Linked DNA regions of Homo sapiens: region 2 is linked to region 1. Evidence: chromatin loops called from intact Hi-C (ENCODE). Cell type or tissue: heart left ventricle. All regions are shown on one strand. Links, peaks and the distances in the headings refer to the core of each region. The heading gives the core; the rest is flanking DNA.

The links. A loop is a pair of places that touch in the nucleus more often than their neighbours do. Peaks named below come from ENCODE experiments on the same cell type or tissue, not always from the same donor. Only the 100,000 strongest peaks of a DNase experiment are listed, where the experiment ranks them.
Region 2: a loop joins it to region 1, with 2.4 times the contacts of the local background. A loop is called at or near these places in 36 of 110 quality-filtered maps.

What each region holds. Positions count from the first base shown.
Region 1 is chr9:34,435,909-34,447,619 of GRCh38, reverse strand. All of the region lies in intron 1 of FAM219A (family with sequence similarity 219 member A), which reads left to right. Among named protein-coding and RNA genes, the nearest start is that of FAM219A, 17 kb to the left of the region's middle. RefSeq lists a silencer at 9,975-10,034. In heart left ventricle, for the core only: no CTCF peak of the experiment used is centred there; a DNase peak (open chromatin) is centred at 6,459; H3K27ac peaks cover 1,139 bases.
Region 2 is chr9:34,541,223-34,552,708 of GRCh38, reverse strand. CNTFR (ciliary neurotrophic factor receptor) reads left to right here. Exons shown (of 10, transcript NM_147164.3): 8 at 1-35; 9 at 380-548; 10 at 638-1,276. The coding sequence ends at 638. Among named protein-coding and RNA genes, the nearest start is that of CNTFR-AS1, 21 kb to the left of the region's middle. RefSeq lists a silencer at 5,738-5,817 and an enhancer at 5,413-5,912. In heart left ventricle, for the core only: CTCF peaks have their summits at 4,526 (motif pointing left), 5,629 (motif pointing right) and 5,641 (motif pointing right); DNase peaks (open chromatin) are centred at 4,548 and 5,643.

The DNA.
Region 1 (11,711 bases), core at 1,867-9,866:
ACCCATAAGCCAGAAGTCACTGGCGAGGAAAGGCCCTATTATAGGTTATACAGCCTTAGCGCTCTTTTGTTTACCCAGGCTAAATAGGCCTGCTTTTTCCTTTTACCATTTCCCGGGACACTGGCTTCCAAATTCGCAGTCATCCTAGCTGCCCTAGTGGATACTTTTAGGTTTCTCACCCCTGAAACTGAACACAGAGCTGTACATGTGATCTGCACAGCACAGATTATTGTGGGACTGCCACTACCCATAATATTGATATTGTACTTCTATTATTGTCAGTTGAGCTTCCATGATCATATTTAATAACCATACCTATTGTTATATTGAACTCAGAACATATCTGGAACAGAGCAGCCCTTTCCCTTAGCAGTGTAAAATCAAGGCAAGAACCTGGAATCACATCTTGAGCTAGGCTTACTGCCAATACAGGTTAAGAGTCCACTGAGGATAGTGAGATGATGGTTCCACATTTGTTAGAAACTACACTACATGTGTGTCATGTGACTCTTATTCTCAGAAAGGTAGCTGGCTGAATTCAGCAAGACAGAATTTCAATAGGAATCTAGGGAGGCTGTGTGATTGGAGAAGGTAGGGACCTTTAAAGCGAGCTAGTGCTTGAGTGGACAGAAAGCTTAATATAAGTCCACTATATAACAAAGCTAATGTGCTGTTGGACTACATTAATAGAAGCATGGAATTCAGTTCCTAGGAGGTAATCATCCTACTCTGCCCTATTCTGTAGTGGTCATCACCATCTGAAGTCCTCCATTCTGTACTGATATCATCATTCAAGAGATTGGGTGACTAGAATAATGAAAGGAGTCAAAAGCATGTCATGTGAGAATAGTTAGAAGAACTGAGCTGTTTGGCCTATGAATAAGCAGTCTCAGAGAAAGCATTTTGAGGTTTTCAAATACCTAAAGGACTGGGATTAGGAAAGAAAAGGAGGATAGTCTTCATGTTATCTGTAGCTTCACAGGGAGAACCAGAGCCATGGTGGGAATGTGAATGTGTTCTTACCTCACATTCTCTATGGTATCAGTTCTTAAACTGGGCCAGAGGCCAGGGCACCAGGAAGACACACTGCTCTGTGCAAATGTCCTAGTCCTTCCAAAGTAGGTGCTAGGAATAATATTCTAGCAGTAAACATGGCTCTGTTATGTGTGTGTACTATAAACGTGTCCAAGAATCCACTGTGGAACTTAGCACAAGCAGCACTTTTCTAGTTTTCTGAGAATAGGTGTTTGCTAATGTTTTGTATATATCAAGGCCTGTCACAAAAGCACCATCTTCTTCATGCATCCCTTTCTATCCTTCAGTGAGATGTGAGCTCTCCATTTACCTGTCCTGTGGCCCTAATACCTTGTCATTGTGTAAAGTTTATGGGTACAGTGTCTTATCCCTATCTTTAATTCCCCCCGCCCCGCATTTTTTTTTTTTTTTTGAGACAGAGTCTCGCTCTGTTGCCCAGGCTGGAGTGCAGTGGCACAATCTTGGCTCACTGCAGCCTCTGCCTCCCAGGTTCAAGCAATTCTTCTGCCTCAGCCTTCCGAGTAGCTGAGAGTACAGGTGCACACCACCACACCCAGCTAATTTTTGTATTTTTAGTAGAGATGGTTTCACCATGTTGGCTAGGCTGGTCTTAAACTCCTGACTTCAAGTGATCTTCTTGCCTCGGACTCCCAAAGTGCTGGGATTACAGGCATGAGCCACTGCACCCAGCCTATCTTTAATTCCTTTTTAAGGTAGGTGAAAAGATGTTTCCAAAGCACCTGAACCATCTCATTAAGCAGATTAGGAAAATCATTTTGCCCACTTTATAGATCTGCAAGCAGACTCCCAGAAAGGTAAACAGGCTTAGCCACTACCCAGCTGGAGGTTGGCGTGGCCTAGATTAGACCCTCCTTCGCAACTTGGAACCCAATTAAGTTCTTCTACATCAGGCTTGAACTTCTCCACTGGCTTTTGAGGCATCTACACTAGGCTTTTACCCCTCAAAGCTGGCCATACTTGCTACCATTCAAGCCAACTTTCTTTCTAGTAAGTCCAGCCATGTCCTTCACCTTCTTTCACCTATTGGCACCTTGAGGCCTCCTCTCCTCTTAACAATTCTCTTCTGCCCATTTCACTCATACACATTCTTCAGAGATCAATATAAACTCCCATTCTTCAGAGAGCTTTCCCTGAATATTCTAGTGAGCTCTTAACCAATCCCTAAGCCTCTATAACCTCTAGCACATAATTTTATACAAATGATATTCTGGTTTAGGGTGTCCACTTTAATGTGCTGTGAGTCTTGTCACCCCAACTCCCCTTTGATCTCCTTGACAAGATAGCTTCTACCTCTAGAACTTACAGACTGGTGAAGAAGATACTTGCTCTTATGAAACAGAACTACAGAAGAATACAGCTGGCTCCTTTAAAGATGAGTAAGAGTGGAAAGGAGAGGAGGTTGGGAGGTTATTCTAAGGAGGGGAACAGCAAAGACCTAGAGGGGGATGAGTAGGTGAGAATTAGTAGAGTGGAAGCCACATGTTGGGGAATTAAGGGAGATTCAGGGGAATACAGGGATGGGACATTCATTCATTATTCAAATAACATCTTTTGAGCATCTGCTATATGCAAGACACTGAGCCAAACATAGGAAGTAAAATGATGAATAAAGCAAACATGGTACCTACCTTCATAAGCTGGCAATCCAGTAGGAGAGACAGATACTAAACAAAGTGCACAAACACAATTACCAACTATGACAAGTGATAGAAAAGGCAAGAAATGCAGTAGGAAAAGAGAGAATAATAAATTATTCTCTTGTGGATGTCAGGTAAGGCTGCTATGAGAAAGTGATGTTTGAACTCAGACCACAGGATGAGAAGGATTTTGTTCTTACAAGGAGTGACGTGCTCCTGGCTCCCCAGTGGGCAGGGGTCCCTAGCTGAGTTAGCAATCTGAGTTCCTTACAAATTGGCCTTTTCCCATCTTCTCCCTTTGCAGCATTAGGTACATTTTCAGAAGTAAGGGACGTAGAATAATGTAAGAAGGCCAATCCAGCCCCTCTCCCATTGGTAGCAGAGCTGATAACTGTGCCGTCAGCTTTGTTGTGGGGGCTGGAGAAGCTATTAATGGAGTTGTAAGCTTTAATATTTAATGAGGAAAAAACTTAGTTTTGCTGATGAAGAGCTCCTACCTGAGTCTTCCAACATTATATGACCTGTACACATCCTCCTGGAAATGGAGAAAGTCTCTGGGGATCTTGGAGGAAAGGAAGAGTGCCAGCCTGGATGTCCTGTTCTTGGTGTATCAGGCATAGGTTTCTCCTTACCACAAAACCCAAATGTATAGGTCATTCTCTCTGGGGACAGACTTGCCTCTGGTGGGAAAGCCAGTAGCCACATTGGCAGGCAAATTGCAGCAGCTGGTGAAAGGGGCCTCCACTGGTTCTCCTATGAATGCCAAAGCTGTTCCCTGAGGATTTTAGCTTCCAGAAAGTCCTCTCTGCTCTCAGCTGACATGCTGCATCCAGCTCTGGCCTAGAGGACTCAGTGAAAGGCCAAGTGGGGATAATGATATGGGGAAGTGGTAGTAGCTAGTGGTTTAGGGAAGGGGAGGGAGAATTATGTGGAGTCAGGGAGGGAGACCAAGTTGAGGGTTGGTATTTAATGTAGCAGACATTGGTACCAAAGGGAACCAGTCAGAACCAAGATTTGACCATCTGTTAGCCTCCCTATCAACTTCCTGATGGAATCTCATATTTCACATCCTTCATTTGCCATGGGCTCTGATACAGCAGAGAGACAGTCACAGGAAGCTCCCACAGGAGGAATTGGTTTGAGTATGCTTGAGGGGGTGGGGAAATTAGGATAAGCCAGTGGGGGGCACGGGCCTGAGGGCAGGAGCTGTGCACAGCAGTGGTAAGTAGGCTGGGTATATCCTAGCTACTATCACTTTTGTTATGACCTTTGGCCAGCCTCCTAACCGCTTTCAGGCATTTGTAAAATAAATAAGATCATGTATGTGAAAATGAGCTGCAAATTACTATATTATTTCTGGTCTAAGGGTTGATGATAATGAAAGGGTTGCTGATTTTCTTTTTCTGTCTGTAATTCCCAAGGGAACTTTTGTGGGAGAGAGTGAGGAGATGGGTTATTCTTCTCATCACCAAATGAGAAGAGTCTTTGGCCTCCTTGACAGGGCTGTGGTGAGGCCAGGCTGGAGAAGGACCTGCTCTGTGCTTTCACTGATCTCTGGAAGAGATTCCCATTGAGTGGGGCTGGGCTGGGGGACGTGTAGAGGGCGGCTGAGTCTGTTAGCAGAGTGGGCCTTCCTGGAGATCCCCACCATTGGTGATAGTGGAGGGTGTCCTACTGCTGTTTCGGTTCCCGAAGGTCAATTTTCAGGGCTCACGAAACATATGAAAAAGTCAACATTGCTATTATTCTCCCCAATGTCAGTGGGCTAGAGGAGGCAGATCCAGATTGCTCACTTCCTTCACATTTTTTAATGGTTTGCCCTGGAAATCTTCAAACACATACCCCCTAGTACTTGTCACCCAACTTCAACAGCTATCAACACAAGGCTAATCTTATTTCACCCATACCCCACCTACTGGATTATCTTGAATAATTTAATATTTGAATATCGATTTAATTTAATGTTTGAATATTTGAATTAAATTTAATAATTTAATATTCAAGATAATCCAGTAGGTGGGGTATGGGTGAATAATCATCTATAACATTATACTATCTCTAAAAATGATAATTTTCTACATAACTACCATTATCACACCATTACTATCTTTAACATAAATACCATTATCACCCCTAAAAATCCTTTAATTCCTTAACATCTTAAAAATTGGTTGGTTGGTTTGAATCTGGCTCACACATTGCATTTGGTTGACATGTCTCTTTTTTTTTGTTTTTTTTTTTTGAGACGGAGTCTGTCTCTGTCACCCAGGCTGGAGTGCAGTGGCGTGATCTCGGCCTACTACAACCTTTGCCTCCCAGGTTCAAGCAATTCTCCTGCCTCAGCTTCCTGAGTAGCTGGGATTACAGGCACGTGCTATCATGCCCGCCTAATTTTCATATTTTCAGTAGAGACAGAGTTTTGCCATGTTTTCCAGGCTGGTCTCAAACCCCTGACCTCAGGTGATCCACCTGCCGCAGGCTCCCGAAGTGCTGGGATTACAGGCGTGAGCCGCCATGCCTGGCCTGATATGTCTCTTTTAATCTGTAGTTTCTCCCACCATTTTTTCTTTTCTTGCAATTTATTTGTTAAAACACAAAAACAAAAACAAATAAAAAGTTCAGTCCTTTGTCCTATAGAGTTTCCCACAATCTGGATTTTGTTGACTGCATTCTTGTGTTGTTTTTTATCCTATTCTGTCTCCTGTATTTTTGCAAATTGGTAGTTAGATCTCAAGGTTTGATCAGACTTAAATTCAACTTTTTGTAAAGAATCCTTCTGAGGTGTGATGTGTATGCCACAGTTTACCTTTTGAGGTGTGATGTGTATGTATTTCATACCAGGAAGCACATAACATATGTTTATCCTATTTTTTGTGGTGTAGTTAGCCTGATCTCTCCACTATAAAAGTTGGCTAGGCATAGTGGCCTGTAATTCAGCACTTTGGGTGGCCAAGGCAGGAGGATCACTTGAGGCCAGGAGTTCGAAACCAGTCTGGGCAACATAGTGAGACCCCATCCCCATACAAAAATAATACAAAAATTAGGCATCGTGGCATGCACCTGTAGTCCTAGCTACTTGGCAGGCAGGAGGATTGCTTGAGCCCAGGAGGTCGAGGCTGCAGTGAGCCATGATCGTGCCACTGTACTCCAGCCTGGGTAACAGAGCGAGACCCTGTCTCAAAAATAAAAAATAAATAAAAGCCCCCTTCAGCCTTTCACCTAATGTTTTTACAGCCCTTGACTGTCATTGCCTTGATTCATTATTCCATCAGGAATTTCCTTCACATTTGTACAGCAAAGAACCCTGTTAATTCTCTGCCTTCATACCCCCACAGGTATCACCTGGTCTCGGGCCCTCTCTCCTTTAGGTCTGCTTCTTCCACCACTGCTCTTATCCTGTACCATCATTTGCTTCCTTATCAGCCCAAGATAGCCCTGGAGTGTCTTCAGACCACATGTATCCCACCCTGCTTCACTAAGCCCTGTGCTTCTCTGAGAGGAGGGTCCTTACTGAGTGTGTTCTCACTGGAACAGCAGTATCTCACTTCATGAAGCTCCTGCATCTGCTCTCTGAATCTTCCTAGGACTATGCTTGACTCATACTAGGGAGTAGAAGCAACTGTGGTCTTTTCCTCCTCTGGGAGAGAGTTCAGCAAGGGCTGGGTTTATTTTTGCTTCCCACAGATTTCTTAGCAGCCTTCTTCTATGCTGAGGAGGGTCTTACTTGTTTCCTGAGCTTCCTGCCCCAGCCTGGGCTCTGGCAAGGACCCAAACCTGGTTTCCTGTTTAGCTGGGCTACAAGCCGGGAGAGGTTGGGGGAAGGGATGGGGCAGGCAATTCTAGAACTCTTAGGTCCTTTTCTCTTTCCAGCCAAGTTTAAAAACCTATGTGAGAGTCAGGTGTGGTGGCATTAAGCCTGGAGTCCCAGCTACTCGAGAGGCTCAAGGAGGATCACTTGAGCCCAGGAGTTAAAGGCTCTAAGTGCTATACGATCAGGCCTGTGAATAGCCACTGCACTCTAGCCTGGGCAACATAGTAAGATAACATTTCTTTAAAAATTTTTTTTTTTTTTTTTTGAGACCGAGTCTCACTCTGTCGCCCAGGCTGGAGGGCAGTGGCGCGATCTCGGCTCACTTGCAAGCTCCGCCTCCCGGGTTCATGCCATTCTCCTGCCTCAGCCTCCCGAGTAGCTGGGACTACAGGCGCCCGCCACCATGCCCGGCTAATTTTTTGTATTTTTAGTAGAGACGGGGTTTCACCGTGTTAGCCAGGATGGTCTCGATCTCCTGACCTCGTGATCCGCCCGCCTCGGCCTTCCAAAGTGCTGGGATTACAGGCGTGAGCCACCACGCCTGGCCAAAAATTGTTTTTTTTTATTAAGAAAAAAAAACCTGTGAGGGCTGGAACACATCACTACCTTCTGGTACTTTGGCATTTCTGTGTTGCCCCAGTATCTCCACCCCTATTGTCTCTCCTCACAGAGGAGTGTACATGTGCCCCAGACAAATACAGTACATGCACTGAGGGCACTGCAAGCCAGCTCACCAGAGAAGCACACAGAAGTTGAGAGCTGCCTCTTGCAAACCTGTACCCACCCTTAGGTCTGGTTCCCTGCCCATGGGAGTCTTCAACTTCTACTACCCAGCCTAACAGCTGTTAGTCCCCAGATAATTATGTCCAACACAATGGAGCATCTGATGGAGCAGGAAGTCTGAGAGGTGGAGGCTAGCTAGGGACCAGCTGTGCAACAGCTAGAAAACATAGGGGTCTGCAGTGACAGCTGACCACCCAGTACAGGATTCCTGATAAGAGCCTCACAGCCTTGGATACCCTGCCCACACTCCTCCTTATGTCTAGTTCTTCCTGAGGCTATGAGAATCCAGAGGGCCTCATTCTGTTTTGGGAAGGGACCTGTTGCTGATTACTTCTTTGCTCCCTTCTCCTGGGCGGTCACAGAAGGGACTGTGTGAAGCCCTATCCCTTTTATCCACATGAAAGTAAACATCAGAGGAAAGTGTCATCAAGTAGCAGGAGTGCCCCGTGTAGCCCCTTACACTTCAACGGCTTCCACTCGTTCTTATTATAAAGACTCAAATCCTTAGTATAACCCTAACATGTGATCTGGCTCCTGCCTTCCTCTTCAGCTTATCTCATATCACATTACCCCCAGTCACTACATTCAGCATCACTGGCTTTTCCTCCACTTCTCTAATGTCCCAGGCTCCCTTCTGCTTGAGGGCCTTTGCGCATAATGTTCTTGCTGCCTGGAATGCTTTTGCTGCACCTTCTACCTTTTTTTTGTTGTTGACTCCTACTCATCTTTCAGTTCTTAGTTCAGCTATAGTTTCATCACAGAGGACAATCCCTAGACTTGGTCAGTAGTCTTCCCCTTATTGCACTTTTCACATTTATAATTTTACGTAAGTATGTAAAATTAGTCTATTAACGTGGGTCCTTTTGAAGGATGTTGCATGAAACCAGATTCATTTTTACTTACCATTTGTCTCCTGTGCCTTCACATAATGGACATTCACTAAATAGCTTTTGGTTGAATGAATGAATGACTGAATGAATTGTCTTCTAGTCTCATTTACTTGGTAACCCCATGTCGTATCTGACATTCAACCATATACCCTGCAGACGTGTGTCCTACTGTTTAGAAGTGTGTCCGGAATTGGTGGGTTCTTGGTCTCACTGACTTCAAGAATAAAGCCGCGGACCCTCGCGGTGAGTGTTACAGTTCTTAAAGGCGGCGTGTCCGGAGTGTGTTCCTTCTGACGTTCAGATGTGTTCGGAGTTTCTTCCTTCTGGTGGGTTCGTGGTCTCGCTGGCTCAGGAGTGAAGCTGCAGACCTTCGCGGTGAGTGTTACAGCTCTTAAGGCAGCGCCTCTGGAGTTGTTCGTTCCTCCCGGTGGGCTCGTGGTCTCGCTGGTTTCAGGAGTGAAGCTGCAGACCTTCGCGGTGAGTGTTACACCTCATAAAAGCAGTGTGGACCCAAAGAATGAGCAGTAGCAAGATTTATTGCAAAGAGCAAAAGAACAAAGCTTCCACAGTGTGGATGGGGACCTGAGCGGGTTGCCACTGCTGGCTTGGGCAGCCTGCTTTTATTCTCTTATCTGGCCCCACCCACATCCTGCTGATTGGTAGAGCCCAGTGGTCTGTTTTGACAGGGCACTGATTGGTGCGTTTACAATCCCTGAGCTAGACACAAAGGTTCTCCAAGGCTCCACCAGAGTAGCTAGATACGCAGTGTTGATTGGTGCATTCACAAACCCTGAGCTAGACACATGCTTCTGATTGGTTTGTTTATAAACCTTGAGCTAGATACAGAGTGCCGATTGGTGTATTTACAATCCCTGAGCTAGACATAAAGGTTCTCCAAGGCCCCACCAGAGTAGATAGATACAGAGTGTCCATTGGTGCATTCACAAACCCTGAGCTAGACACAGGGTGCTGATTGGTGTAGTTACAATCCCTGAGCTAGACATAAAGGTTCTCCACCTCCCCACCAGACTCAGGAACCCAGCTGGCTTCACCCAGTGGATCCCGCACCGGTGCTGCAGGTGGAGCTGCCTGCCAGTCCCGGTGCCATGCGCCCGCACTCCTCAGCCCTTGTGTGGTCGATGGGACTGGGCGCCGTGGAGCAGGGGGTGGCGCTCATTGGGGAGGCACAGGCCTCACTGGGGAGGCTCATGGCCGCACAGGAGCCCATGGAGGGGTGGGAGGCTCAAGCATGGCGGGCTGCAGGTCCCGAGCCCTGCCCCGCAGGAAGGCAGCTAAGGCTTGGTGAGAAATCGAGCACAGCGCCCGTGGGCTGGCACTGCTGTGGGACCCAGTACACCCTCCGTAGCCACTGGCCCGGGTGCTAAGCCCCTCATTGCCCCTGGCCGGCAGGGCCAGCCGGCTGCTCCGAGTGCGGGGCCCGCCAAGCCCACGCCCACTCGGAACTCCAGGTGGCCCGCAAGCGCCACGCGCAGCCCGGGTTCCCGCTCGCGCCTCTCCCTCCACACCTCCCTGCAAGCTGAGGGAGCCGGCTCTGGCCTTGGCCAGCCCAGAAAGGGGCTCCCACGGTGCAGCGGTGGGCTGAAGGGCTCCTCAAATGCCACCAAAGTAGGAGCCCAGGCAGAGGAGGCGCTGAGAGCGACCGAGGGCTGTGAGGACTGCCAGCACGCTGTCACCTCTCAGAAGCACTTACTACTTATCTGCCACCAGACACACAGTGTTTCATTTAATCTTCTCAACTCTGCAAAGAAGGTATACCCTTAATCTACAGAGAAGGAAAGTGAGACCCAAGGTCACACAACCTAGTAAGTGGCAAAACCATTTCAAGCCCAGGTGTATGGAGTCTTTAAGGCCATGCTCTTAACTGTAACACTGCACTGCCCCCTTTTGGCATTTTGGAGCATTGTCACTAGGCCCTGGTTAATTCAACTCTTAAGTCGGTATATTCTAGAACTGAAAGCCCCAAGAAGCCACGCTTCAGTTCTAGCGCTCCACATTTGGCCCTGGCTGTGGAAGGACACTGGGGATGGAATTCAACCAGGACTCCCCAGGGTTCCAGGGTATATATGTCTCAGGGTCTCTCACCCCATCTGTTTCCATGGATCCTTTGTAGCCTCCAGATCATAACGTAGTGTCCTGTTTTAAAGAGAAGGGCCAGCTGTTGAAATGGCCTGATCCGGCAGTGTCCTGGAGAGTAAGCATGACCTGATTAAGATCCTAGTCAAGATAATTGAGAGAGAGAGAGTAGTGTTTGTCTTCTTGCAATTTCCTCATGAAAGATAGAGCCCCGGAAATTGGCTTCAAGGCTTTCCTGGGAAGTGCAAACCCATTAAGAGGGCAACGCCTCTTGCTGCTGGTTCTCATAACTCAAGTTAGTCCACATCCCAAGTTCCTTTTGGTGGCAGGGAAATTAGGACTGATGAATACTTTAGACTAGATGGAAACAAAAAGTAAATGAGGAGAGAGCAACATAAAAACAAACAAACAAAAACCAGCTACCCTTTGTTGTTCATGCCAGGCATGCTGCAAAGTGTTCTATATACATTATTTCATCTCATTCTAACACCAGCCTTGCAAAGTAGGTAATATGACACCCATGAAAGGAAAGGGACATTAAGAAAGGTAACTTGCCAAAAGTCATACAACGAGGTGGCTTGAGAACTAATCTAGGTCTTTCTAAATTCAAAACCCAAGTACTTACCACAGCCAGTTGGTGAGAGTATACATTGTCACAGCCTCTCTGGAACAATAACTGGCAACAGTGTCTCAAAATATAATGTGTACATTTCCCATTGACCCCCTCAGCTATTCTACTTCTAGGACTTTCTTAAAGAAATAGACAAACATATAAAGACTTTCTTTAATAAGAAATTATCATAGGCCAGGCTCTGTGGCTCACACCTATAATCCCAGCACTTTGGGAGGCCGAGGTGGGAGGATTGCTTGAACCCAGGAGTTTGAGACCAGTCTGGGCAACAAAGCAAGACCCCATCTCTACAAAAATTTTTTTTTAAATAGCCAGGCATGGTGGCATGTGCCTGTAGTCCCAGCTGCTTGGGAGGCTGAGGTGGGAGGATCACTTGAACCCAGGAGGTCAAGGCTGCAGTGAGCTGTGGTTGCCACTACACTCCAGCTTGAGTGACAGAGTGAGACCTTGTCTCAAAAAAAACCCAAAAAAATCCCAGAAATTATAATAATTATAAATAAATACACATACATAATTTTATAATAACATTATAATAGTTATAATAGATATTATAATAGTTATTAGTAGCTGCAACATTATAATAGTGAGAAAAAGGTGAGAAAAGAGCAATCTAGGCTGGGCACGGCAGCTCATGCCTGTAATCCCAGCACATTGGGAGGCCAAGGCAGGTAGATCACCTGAGGTCAGGAGATTGAGACCAGCCTGATCAACATGGTGAAACCCTATCTCTACTAAAAATACAAAATGAGCCAGGTGTGGTGGTGGGCACTTGTAATCCCAGCAACTTGGGAGTCTGAGGCAGGAGAATC
Region 2 (11,486 bases), core at 1-8,000, 110 kb before region 1:
ACCGCGACACCTCACCACGGAGGCCCAGGCTGCGGGTGAGCTTGCTCCCGCCCCTACCTCCTGGCTTTGCTGTCCTGGAGGCCTGTGGTAGAACCTGTGGCCTGGTTCTACCCTGCTGCCTCCAGCCTCTGCTCCCGGGGGTAGCCACACTTCTGCCTGTCTGTCCAACTCCTGCCATTCCTGGTCCTTGCTATCTGGACATCCTTGGTAGGGGTCATTGGGTGGAGGGGTTATCTGTGAGCCTTGGGAAACAGGATCTGCCTGATGGGGGAGGCAGTACCAGTCTGATGCAGGAAGCAGAATGGTATGTCTCATGAGCCCCCAGATCTGGATGGGACCCAGCCCTGGCCTTGCCCTGAGTTTCCCCCATGTTCCCCAGAGACCACGACCAGCACCACCAGCTCCCTGGCACCCCCACCTACCACGAAGATCTGTGACCCTGGGGAGCTGGGCAGCGGCGGGGGACCCTCGGCACCCTTCTTGGTCAGCGTCCCCATCACTCTGGCCCTGGCTGCCGCTGCCGCCACTGCCAGCAGTCTCTTGATCTGGTAGGTTGAGTGAGGCTGGGTGGCAGAGGGAGCCTGAGGGAACCCCCACTCCAGCCCCCTCCCTGACAGGCCCCTGCCTGTCTCTACAGAGCCCGGCACCCCATGAGGACATGCAGAGCACCTGCAGAGGAGCAGGAGGCCGGAGCTGAGCCTGCAGACCCCGGTTTCTATTTTGCACACGGGCAGGAGGACCTTTTGCATTCTCTTCAGACACAATTTGTGGAGACCCCGGCGGGCCCGGGCCTGCCGCCCCCCAGCCCTGCCGCACCAAGCTGGCCCTCCTTCCTCCCTCAGGGGAGGTGGGCCATGCAGCTAACCCACCCACCAAAGACCCCCTCACCCTGGCCCCTTGGGCTGGACCCTCCAATGCCAGCGACTCCCAGGAGCCCTTGGGGGACGTGAGGGGAGCCTCTCACATCCGATTTCTCCTCCTGCCCCAGCCTCCTGTCTATCCCAGGGTCTCTGTTGCCACCATCAGATTATAAGCTCCTGATGCTGGGGGGGCCCAGCCATCCCCCTCCCCCCAGCACCCACAATTTTCAGTCCCCTCCCCTCTGCCCTGTTTTGTATACCCCTCCCCTGACCCTGCTCCTATCCCACAGTATTTAATGCCCTGTCAGTCCCTTCTAGTCTGACTCAATGGTAACTTGCTGTATTTGAATTTTTTATAGATGTATATACAGGGTGGGGGGAGTGGGCGGTTCTCATTAAACGTCACCATTTCATGAGTCCTTGGAACAGACCCACTTTGGGAGGGTACCCCTCTTCCAAGGACCCCACCCCATCCAGGGCTGGCGGAGGAAAGAAATTGTGGTTGGGGAAGGTGGGGAGAGGTGTTCAGCTTTCAGGCCAGTGTAGCTGGTAACAGTGTTGTCTACTTCTTGGGGGGTAGGGCTTTCCTGGAGCACAGAGTTGCTGCCAGGGAAAAACTGTGGGAAATAAGGGATCCCACGGGGGTATCCAGTCAGTCCTGGAGGCTGCCGAAGTCCTGGCTGGGGCAGAAGCCTTTCAAGGGTCACCTCTAGAACTGCCTTCCATGAGTGCTCAGGCCTGAGCCCAGTGCACAGGGCTAGGGATGATGGCAGAAGGGGAGGGGCAGGCTTCATCCTTGGGGCCAGGGGGTGTGCGTGATCCCTGCCATCCAAGAGATAGTCCAGGGGTGCTAGAAGGTCAGGCCTAGGGCTCAGCCAGGCCACAAGGGCTCAGAGCACAGAGTGTCCTGGGCCTAGGCAGGCAGGGGGGCTGCCTGAAGGAGGAGGCTGCTTGGAGTGTGACCAGGGACGGGACCTGGGCTTCAGGACTGGAATGACAGAGTACAAGGCTTACTCCCAGGGCTGGGTTATAGTCAGGACTCAGTGTGGAGCTGGAGAGGGTGGGGCTTTGGCTTTACAGGATGGTCAGTCTTTGGTCCAGCCTCAGATACTGCCCACACCCTTCCAGTCCCCAAACTGGGGCTCCGGGATCCCTCTGACTTCTCCTCAGAGGAGGACACTTGGCTGTCCCAGGCCTGCTTAGGTCCAGACCCCACTTATAGAAGCCGCCTTACTGAGCATAAGCAGGCATTTCTCAGCTGGGAATGCCCAGGGCTGGGGCCAGGTAGGCAGGCCATGTGACCTGGGGGCGGGGGTGAAAGGGGAGTTCGGAGCTCCAACCTGGGGAGCCAGGTTTTGGCCTTTCTCTGGGTTCCTGGAGTAAGAAGAGGTGGGTGGAGTCAAAGTCAGGTCCACACCCACACCCACCTGTGCACAGATGTGTCCTCCTGATACACTCCCCGTGGCAGGCACTGAGCACTACACCGCTACAGAGCCACCAGCCACCCTGATGCCATCACACACTTTCTCCCAGTTCAAACCCTTCACCTCCGACTAGGCTCCGGAAATGGATACCCCTTGCTGCGATCGCCAGGCCTCCTTGGGATCGTGCCCTGGGAGGGGGATTGGCAGTGCCTCAAGCACCGATGAGTCTGGCCTGGACAAGACACAGTCCCAGAGGTGGGGCCTGGTGAGGGGCTTCACAGTAAAATGGCCATCTCTTCTCCAGGTTAGAAGAGAGAGGAGTATTCTAGGTGGGAGACCCCTGAAAGCAAAGGCCTGGCGTCAAGGTGAAGCCTGTGGCTTTTCAAGCTGAACAGCCCCAGCTATGGAAGCACAGGGCTCTTCATTCACAGGAAGAGGCTCCCAGGATGGATATCCTGAGAGGTGGCTGTGGACCTGCTCTGTACCCTGAACCCTGAGTTCTGCCTGGGGGTCTGGTCCCTGTGAGGTGTGGCTCAGCCTGAACCTAGGCTCCAGGTCCAGCATGAGTAGAGATAACAGGGGGTCACCAACGGTCTCCCCCAGAACATTCCTGGGATGTGTCAGAACTTCTACCCTTCATCTTTGGGGTGGGTGGGATGAAGTGAGGAGTCTCTGGCCTGAGCTGCCTTTCTGCCTTGAGAGCCCTGGTCAGCCCTGACCTACCCACCGCCCACCGAGCTTGGGCATCAACAATCTGGCCTCCATTAGCAACATGGGAAAGCAATTACGTGGGGCCTCAGGAGGAAGGGGCAGAAGGAGGAGAGGGGGCCTGCCGGAGCTTCAGAGGCCAATGGAGGGGAGGACTGGGGCCTCTATCTCTCTGCCCCCAGCCCTAAGAGAGAACCTGCTCTGCCTCAAGCCCAGGGTGGCTGGAGGGGCAGCATCATTGCCTCTGACTAGACAACTGGCCTGGGCCTGCGGGTGGTCACCTTCCTTGTGGGTCTTGGGCCCTTGGCCTCACAGAGGCTGTTTGCCTTGGAGGGTCTCAGTTGCTGACTGTTGCCTCTCTATAGTACTGTCCCTTCACATCCAGTTCCCATGGTGGTTCTGGGGAGCCAGGCATAAGTGCAGACATCGGTCATTGGAGTTAAAACAGAATCTGGAGAATTAAAACAACCCTGAGGCGTGGGGGGAAGGGGAGGCTGGGATCCCAGACCCCAGGTGCATTGCACAGGGGCCCAGCCTTCCAGCCCCCTACTTCTCTTTGCTCCCCGACAATACACTGTGGCTGGGCCCCGCTCTGTGTCCTGGCCTATCAGCCCCCTGCCCACTTGATCTCTTCCAGTGTGGCTCTGCTCCATTCTTACAACTCTAGACCTGTCTCTGTGCACCCTGCCCCTCTCTTCTTGCTGAACCCATTCTCATTTCTATGTTGTTTGTCTCTTCTTTATTTATTTATTTTTTTTTTTTTTGAGACGGAGTCTCACTCTGTCTCCCAGGCTGGAGTGCAATGGTGAGATCTAGGCTCACTGCAACCGCTGCCTGCCAGGTTCAAGCGATTCTCCTGCCTCAGCCTCCCGGGTAGCTGGGTTACAGGCGCCCGCCACCATGCCCGGCTAATTTTTGTATTTTTAGTAGAGACGGGGTTTTGCCATGTTGGCCAGACTGGTCCAAACTCCTGACCTCAGGTGATCCGCCCACCTTGGCCTCCCAAAGTGCTGAGATTACAGGCGTGAGCCACTGTGCCCAGCCTATATTTATCTCTTTCTGTCCCATTCCTATCTCTGAATCTGTCTTTGTCCTGGTTCCTATCTGCATTTCTTTCTGTATGTCTCTGTTCCATCCCTGTCTCTCTGTATGTCTCCATCTTGTGTCTCTTCTCCTGTCTCTTCTTCCCTCGTTTCTATATTCATCCCTCTCCATGCTTGTCTTCGCATCTGTTCTTCCTTGTCTGTCTTCCCTTTTTCTGCCTTCTCCCTCTCCCTCTGTCTCTTGTGTCTCCATCCCCATCTCTGTCTCTGTTTCTCTCTACATCTCTGTCTCATGTGTCTCCATCCCCATTTCTGTGTCTCTCTGTATATATCTCTATCCATGCCTCCACCTCTGTCTCCCTCTTCCCTGACTCTATCAGTCCTTCTCTTTTTTGCCTCCCTCTGTGTTCCCACCCCTATCCAGACCCCCAGCCTGTGGCCGCAGCTTCTCTCCGGCCTGCGCCAGGGACTGTCCTGGCTTCTGCTGCCCCCTCTCGGCCGCCTGCCTGCCCTTCATTCCTGCTCCTAGGCTGGCAGCTCTCAGCACAGACATCCCACATCTGGTGCGTTCCCAGCAGCCAGCCAGGAAAGAGGGTGACACTAGGCAGGAATCCTTCCTGGGCAGCCTCCGGCCCTGAGAACTCCCCGGAGCCTGTGAGCTCGCTGCCTGTGTAGGAGGGAACTCCGAGAAAGTTCATTCTCACGTGGAGAGAACAGAATCCCCGGCTCCAGTCCCAGTCCTGCATCCTGCACCTGCCTGTCTTCAGGTCCTGAGGCCCACAGCCCAGAGCCACAGGACCCTGGGAAGGCGGTGCCTGCCTGGAGATGCAGGGCTAAGGTCCTGGGGGCAGGAGTGATTGGAATGTAATCTCCCTACCTTGCCTCTTCTCAGAGGAGGGGGAGAGGAAGGAGGTCTGAGGAAGGGCATCAGATGAAGCCAGTTTGGGGAGAGGCTGGAAGGGACCTGACAGTGCCACTCTGATGGGAAAGCCAATCTGAGGGTGAGTGGGTCTGAGAGGGCCCACGCGACAGGGTGAGCCTGAGCCAGAGCGGGTCTGGGACACGCATCAGAAGAGCTTTCGTTTGAAAGGGCCAGCCTGAGGGGTAAGCTGACCCAGGGGTGTCTGAAAGGGCCTGGTCTGGTGGGTCCAGTCTGAGGGGAGACTGAGCTGAAGGCACATGGATCCAAAGACTAGAACCGCCAACTAGTTCTAGTCTGCCTGAACTTTCCCAGTTTTAGCACTGAATATCTCAAGTCTCTGGAAACCCCTCAGTCCCAGGCAAACTGGGACGTCGATCACCCTGTTTGGGAAGGCCTTGCCTGACAGCACCAGTCTGAGTGGGGAGGCTGGTCTGAAGGACTTCTGAGGGGGGAGGGTGGTCTGGAGGACGTCTGAGCAAGGAGGCTGGTCTGGAGGATGTCTGATGGGGGGAGGCTGGTCTGGAGGATGTCCGATGGGGGAGACTGGTCTGGAGGATGTCTGAGGGGCCTGGTCTCATAGTTCCAGTTTGAGGGAAGAGCCTGTTCTAGGCCAGAAGGCAAGAAGGAGGTAGAAGGGGTCCTTCCAGAGGGGCAGTGGCTTGGGGAATGGCCACCAGGGGGCAGGACAGGTTCTCAGGAAATTCAGAAGCAACCGACCCAGAGAAGGAGCCGGACTGTGGGGCTGTGTGCAAAGTATGCCCACAACAGCATGTGTCACTGAGCCGTCACGTGCAAATGGCAGTGATGGTATGCAGCTGTGCACCATGTTTGTTTTACTGTGGCTAGGTGACCAGGGATGCATATGTGCTACATTCGTGTGTGATGGCGTGTGCCTGGTGTGGCCATGGCTGAGGCTTTACCTGCGGCTCTCAGGACGACAGCAGGAACACCTTGGGCATTACCAGGACAAGGGGGCACTGGGAGAGTAGCACTCAGAGGAAGGTCTCTGGGAGGGGCTGAGGATGGGGAGGAGAAATGGGAACCAGGCTTCCCTACTACACCTGCCCCGCCCACCATTAGTATCCCTGAGATTCCAGACCCAAGAGCTAAGTGCTTTGGTCATAGCAAGGGCAGCCCCTGCCTGGACCCTGCCTGCCCACCACTCCAGCCTCTCCCTGGCTTCTCCAGCTGGCACTCCTCCAGCTGGACTCCTCCTGCTCCCCAGTAATTGTTCCCATCCTCTCCTACATCCATGCCTTGGTTCATGCTGTGTTTCTGCCCAGATGCCCTCCTGAGAAGCATTTGAGTTCCCTCTGACTCTGTCTCCATGAAATGCTTCCTGCTTATTCCCTCTCTTCCTTGGACTGAAACCCACTGTGCGCTGAGGCCTAATTCTATGGGCCCTTGTCTCATCCCAGGAACTTGAAAGTGCTGGGGGCTGGGGCTGCCAGAGGGGCCGGTCCAAGGGGAGAGGTATGGACAAAGCAAGGTGGGGACCACTGAGTTAATGAGACAAAGTAACACCGTCACAGAAGCCCCCCACCCCACCTCCCTCTAATAAAATGAACACAAGCCAAAACAAACAAAAACAACAACGCTACTACAAACTCACTAAGTCCAAGCAAACAAGGAAATCCTTTTTATAAACCTTAAAATGTGACATGCAAAGAAACAACAGAAGATTCTGGTGCAGTGAGTGAGTAGTATGTCTCCTAACCCCATTCCCAAAAAGGTGAGTCCATGAAACACAATATCCTGTCATCTAAGAGAAGTGGACTACTGGGTGCGTAGGCAGGCTTAGGAAAAGTCTGGGAAAAAGCCTTTGTAAGGAGAAGACCTTGTGTTTCTCCATGAGACCTCAGTAGAAGCAAGGAGAGCTGCCATGGCTTGGTGTCTTCCAGGGGATGGGACAGGGGTTGGCGGGGACAAACCAGTGCCTACAGGAATGGGTTATGCCCCGCCCACCAGTTGGAACAAGATGTCTAACAGGGCCTCAGAGGAGGGACAGCACTTAGGCCCCATCAAGGGCAGCAGGCAGCCCTAGCCAGGCACCCTCAGGCCATAGACGTCACGGGGGCAGAGGTGGGCACAGTTTGAAAGCAACAGCCAGCGTGCAAACCATAGGCTCCAGGGGAGACAAATGGGCCCAGACAAGATGGGAAGGGGCTCCAGGGCCTGCACACCAGGGCAAGGAGAGGTCGGCTAAACATGGGCCATGGCAGAGAGGAGTAAGAGGAAAGGAAATGGCATGGCCTTTAGACACCAAGACCACGGTCAAAATGGAGGCAGGAAGGAGAGACGATGGAAGAAAGGAAAGGAGGAGGGAGAGAAAGAAGGAAGGGAGCAAGAAAGATGATGAAAAGAAAACAACAACCGATGAAGACCCCGATCTAGAAGAAAACACACCCAAAGGAATAAAAGCAGAGTCCTGGCAAATCTTTCCTTTTATAGAAGGCCTTTTTAATAGCATGAAATCAGGAGAACAAAGAACTCAGGCAAGATGATAAAACAATGAATTAGATGAAAGGGATATTAGAGAAGCAAGTAAAAGAGGACTGAAATCTTATTTTTAAAGATGTAATAAACTAGAAACAGAGAAACAATCAATATTAATATAATAGATATTAATAGGCTTTAACCATTAAATAGTGGTTAAAAATCAAAGTAATAGGAAAGGCTTGAGATATTAAGAGTAAATGTCGTGGGAAAAGATAAAGCTACTAAAGCAATTGGAGAGAAGGTAATAGGACAAAGACAAGCTACCATAAGCTCAACTATTAACAGCCCTAAAGTAGGGGTTCCAAAAATGGAACTTAAAATGATATTAAGGTACAAAATACAGAAATCTTCCCCTGAAATGAAAGAACTGAATATTCAGATTGAAAGGGGCATACTGTATACCAGAAAAGTTGACACAGAGTAATTGATATTAAGACACATTGATTTGGCTGGGTGAGGTGGCTCACATCTGTAATGCCACCACTTTGGGAGACTTAGGCGGGAGGATCACTTGAGCACAGGAGTTTGAGGCCAGCCTGGGCAACATAGTGAGACCCTTCCGTCTAAAAAAGAAAAAAGATACATTGGTTTAGTTACCAAACTTTGGGGCTAAAGTAAGAATACTTAAGGCACCTAGACAGAAGAAGCAAGTCATTTATTTACAAGGGGGGATATTCAGTCTGGTCTCAGATTTCTCCAAGGTAGCATTTGACAAGTGAAGACAATGAAGCAATATCTACAGAGTTCTGAGGGGAAAAAGTGTCACCCTAAACCGTAACCAACAGAGTGGGTGATCTCAATCATAAATTTGGGGGATGGTGTACTCATGAACCTTTCCAGAAAAGACAAAATCCATTCAGCCAAGAGATTAGTCAAGGTCAGGAGCTGAGGAAGGGAAATTCATGGTAAAGAACTGGTGGGGACATTAATTCCACGTAGGAATTAACCTTAATTCAATTTCAGCGAAGATGACACTGTGGGAATTTTCGTTGCAAAACACTGTAAATACAGTTGACCTTTGAACAACACGAGTTTGAACTGTGCAGGTCCACTTATTCACAGATTAAGTAAAATCAATAAAAGTTACACCAAGAGTGCCTGCCTCTCCTGCCTTCCTCTCCCTCTTCTGCCTCTGCCACCCCTGAGGCAGCAAGACCAACCCCTCCTTTTCCTCCTCCTCCTCAGCCTCCTCAACATGAAGACGAGGATGAAGACCTTTATGATGATCCACTTCCACTTAATGAATAGTAAATATTAATAAATTATTTCTTCCTTATCATTTTCTTAATATTTTCTTTTCTCTAGCTTTAAGAATACAGTATATAATATATATAACATAAAAAATATGTGCAAATCAATTGTTTATGTTATTAATAAGGCTTCTCGTCAACAGTGGGCTATTAGTAATGTCAGGGGAGTCGAAAGTTATATGCACAGTCTGGAATGGAGAGGTGAGGTAGCAAGGAAAGCAGAAGTACTAATCACATCTTCGTTCATAGCTAAGTCAATAAAGGGATAAAACTAGAATATAATGGTAAAATCCTACTCCAACCTCCTTTTCTTTTCTTTTTTTTTTTTTTTTTTTTTTTTTGAGGCAGGGTCTTGCTCTGTTGTTCTGGCTGGAGTGACATGGTGCTATCACAGCTCACTGCAGCCTCGACCTCCTGGTCTCAAGCAATCCTTCCACCTCAGCCTTCGAGTAGCTGGGACCACAGGCATGTGCCACCATGCCTGGCTAATTTTTAAATTTTTGTAAAGACAGGGTCTCTCCATGTTGCCCAGACTGGTCTCGAACTCCTGGGCTCAAGTGATCCTGCTGCCTAGGTCTCCTAAAGTGTTGGGATTACAGGCGTGAGCCACTGCGCCTGGCCCAATCTCTTAATTGAAATGGCTCTTGAGAGAGGTCTTTTAGGAATGACTACTCTTTTAAGGTGAAGAAATATTTCAGCTATTCCATTTTCGCTTCAGTTTCTTTTTTTCTCTATTAAACTCAAGTAAACGTACATTTTCTACTTTTGGTTAAAAAAATAGTTTCTTTTTCTTTTTTTTTTTTTTTGAGACAGAGTCTCACTCTGTCGCCCAGGCTGGAGTGCAGTGGCGTGATCTCGGCTCACTGCAAGCTCCGCCTCCTGGGTTCATGCCATTCTCCTGCCTCATCCTCCCGAGTAGCTGGGACAACAGGTGCCCGCCATCGCGCCCGGCTAATTTTTTTGTATTTTTAGTAGAGACAGGGTTTCACCGTGTTAGCCAGGATGGTCTCGATCTCCTGACCTCGTGATCCGCCCGCCTCGGCCTCCCAAAGTGCTGGGATTACAGTCGTGAGCCACTGCACCTGGCCTAAAAAAATAGTTTCTATAGTATATCCCATTAGGACTATGAGAACAGTCCCATTCTTAGATATTTTTTCTACCTGACTGGCTCTCTCTCTAACCTCTCTCCTCAATTTTATGTATTATGTATATGGTTACAAAACGTAATACTGATCATTTCTGGGTGGTGAGGTTTTGAGTGCTTTGTTGCATTTTTCTTTGTATTCTTTTGTCTATTTTAGAAAACATTTATCATTTATCTACCTGTCTGCCTGTCTAAGGCAAATCACTTAACTTCTATGAGCCTCCAATTCCTTATCTTCAGCCTGGTAATAACAAAATTGGAGGGCATTTTAAAGACTGTGAGATAATATGCCACTCCCCTCGTGGTAGGCTGAATAATGGCCCCCAAGATGTCCACATCCTAATTCCCAGAACCTGTGAATGTTACCTTATATGGCAAAAGAGACTTTGCAGATGTGGTCAAGGATCTTGAGAAGACTATCCTGGATTATCTGAGGTGTGGTGATATAATCGCAATGATTCCAACAGGAGAGAGGGAGGCAGGAGGAGTCAGGGAAGACAGCAGTGGAATGATGGAAGCAGAGACTGGAGTGCTGTGCTTTGAGGATGGAGTACTGGTCCACAAGCCAAGGAATGCAGGCAGCCATTAGATACTGAAAAGGCAAGGAAATGCATTCTCCTCTTGGAGCCTACAGAAGGAACCAGCTCTGCCAACACATTGACTTTAGCCCACAAAAACTGATTTCAGACCTCTGAACAGTCAATTGTAAGCAAATAAATCTGTGTAGTTTTTTGTTTTTCTGTTTTCGTTTTTGAGACTGAGTCTCTCTCTGTCACCCTGGCTGGAGTGCAGTGGCACGATCTCAGCTCACTGCAACCTCCGCCTCCCAGGTTCAAGCGATTCTCCTGACTCAGCCTCCCAAGTAGCTGGGACTACAGGTGCCCGGCTAATTTTTGTATTGAAGCCACTACATTTATGGTAATTTGTTACAGCAGCAAAAGGAAACGAATGTTTACACCTGTTTCCTTGGCCCAAGGTGACCTCCCCATCCATCCCCTTCATCCAGCCAACTCCTACATGTTCAACATTTCACTCACGTTTCCCTGACATCTGCCCTCCACTGCTGCCCAGAGTGGGGCTGGGCTGTGCATCCCCCAACGTGGCACATGCCAGTCTGTGTGATAGTTCCTCATGGACAGGTCTCTCTTCCTCCCCGGCTGTGCATATGTGAGGATAGGCCTGGGGCCCAACAGAGGACTCAGCTCAGTAACTGTTAATGCATAGATGAATCAAGGAGGGCTGGGCGAGAGGTTGGCGCCTGATAATTACCCAAGACCCTCCTTTCTTGGCGCTAGGATCTCTCCCTTCCCTATGTTTACCTGGCTTTCTCTCCCACCAGTCTGTCCTCCTCCATATACACACATTCTTCCAATCTCTAGAAAACTGATCTGTGTCTATCTCTGACTTCTCTGACTTCTTCCTTTAGTCATTGGTCTAGAACACATTTGTTGACACCTACTAGTGACTCTGGGTAGGCTTATCTTTGCGTGTGTGTGTGTGTGTGTGTGAAAGAAAGGGAGAGATGGAGGCCTGTGAATCTCTTCATGTGTTTTCCCGGCCATGTGGTATGTGTGTAGTTGGTGTAATCATGTGTGTTTCTGTGTGGATGTGTTTTTATGTGCAGGCCTGTGTCTGT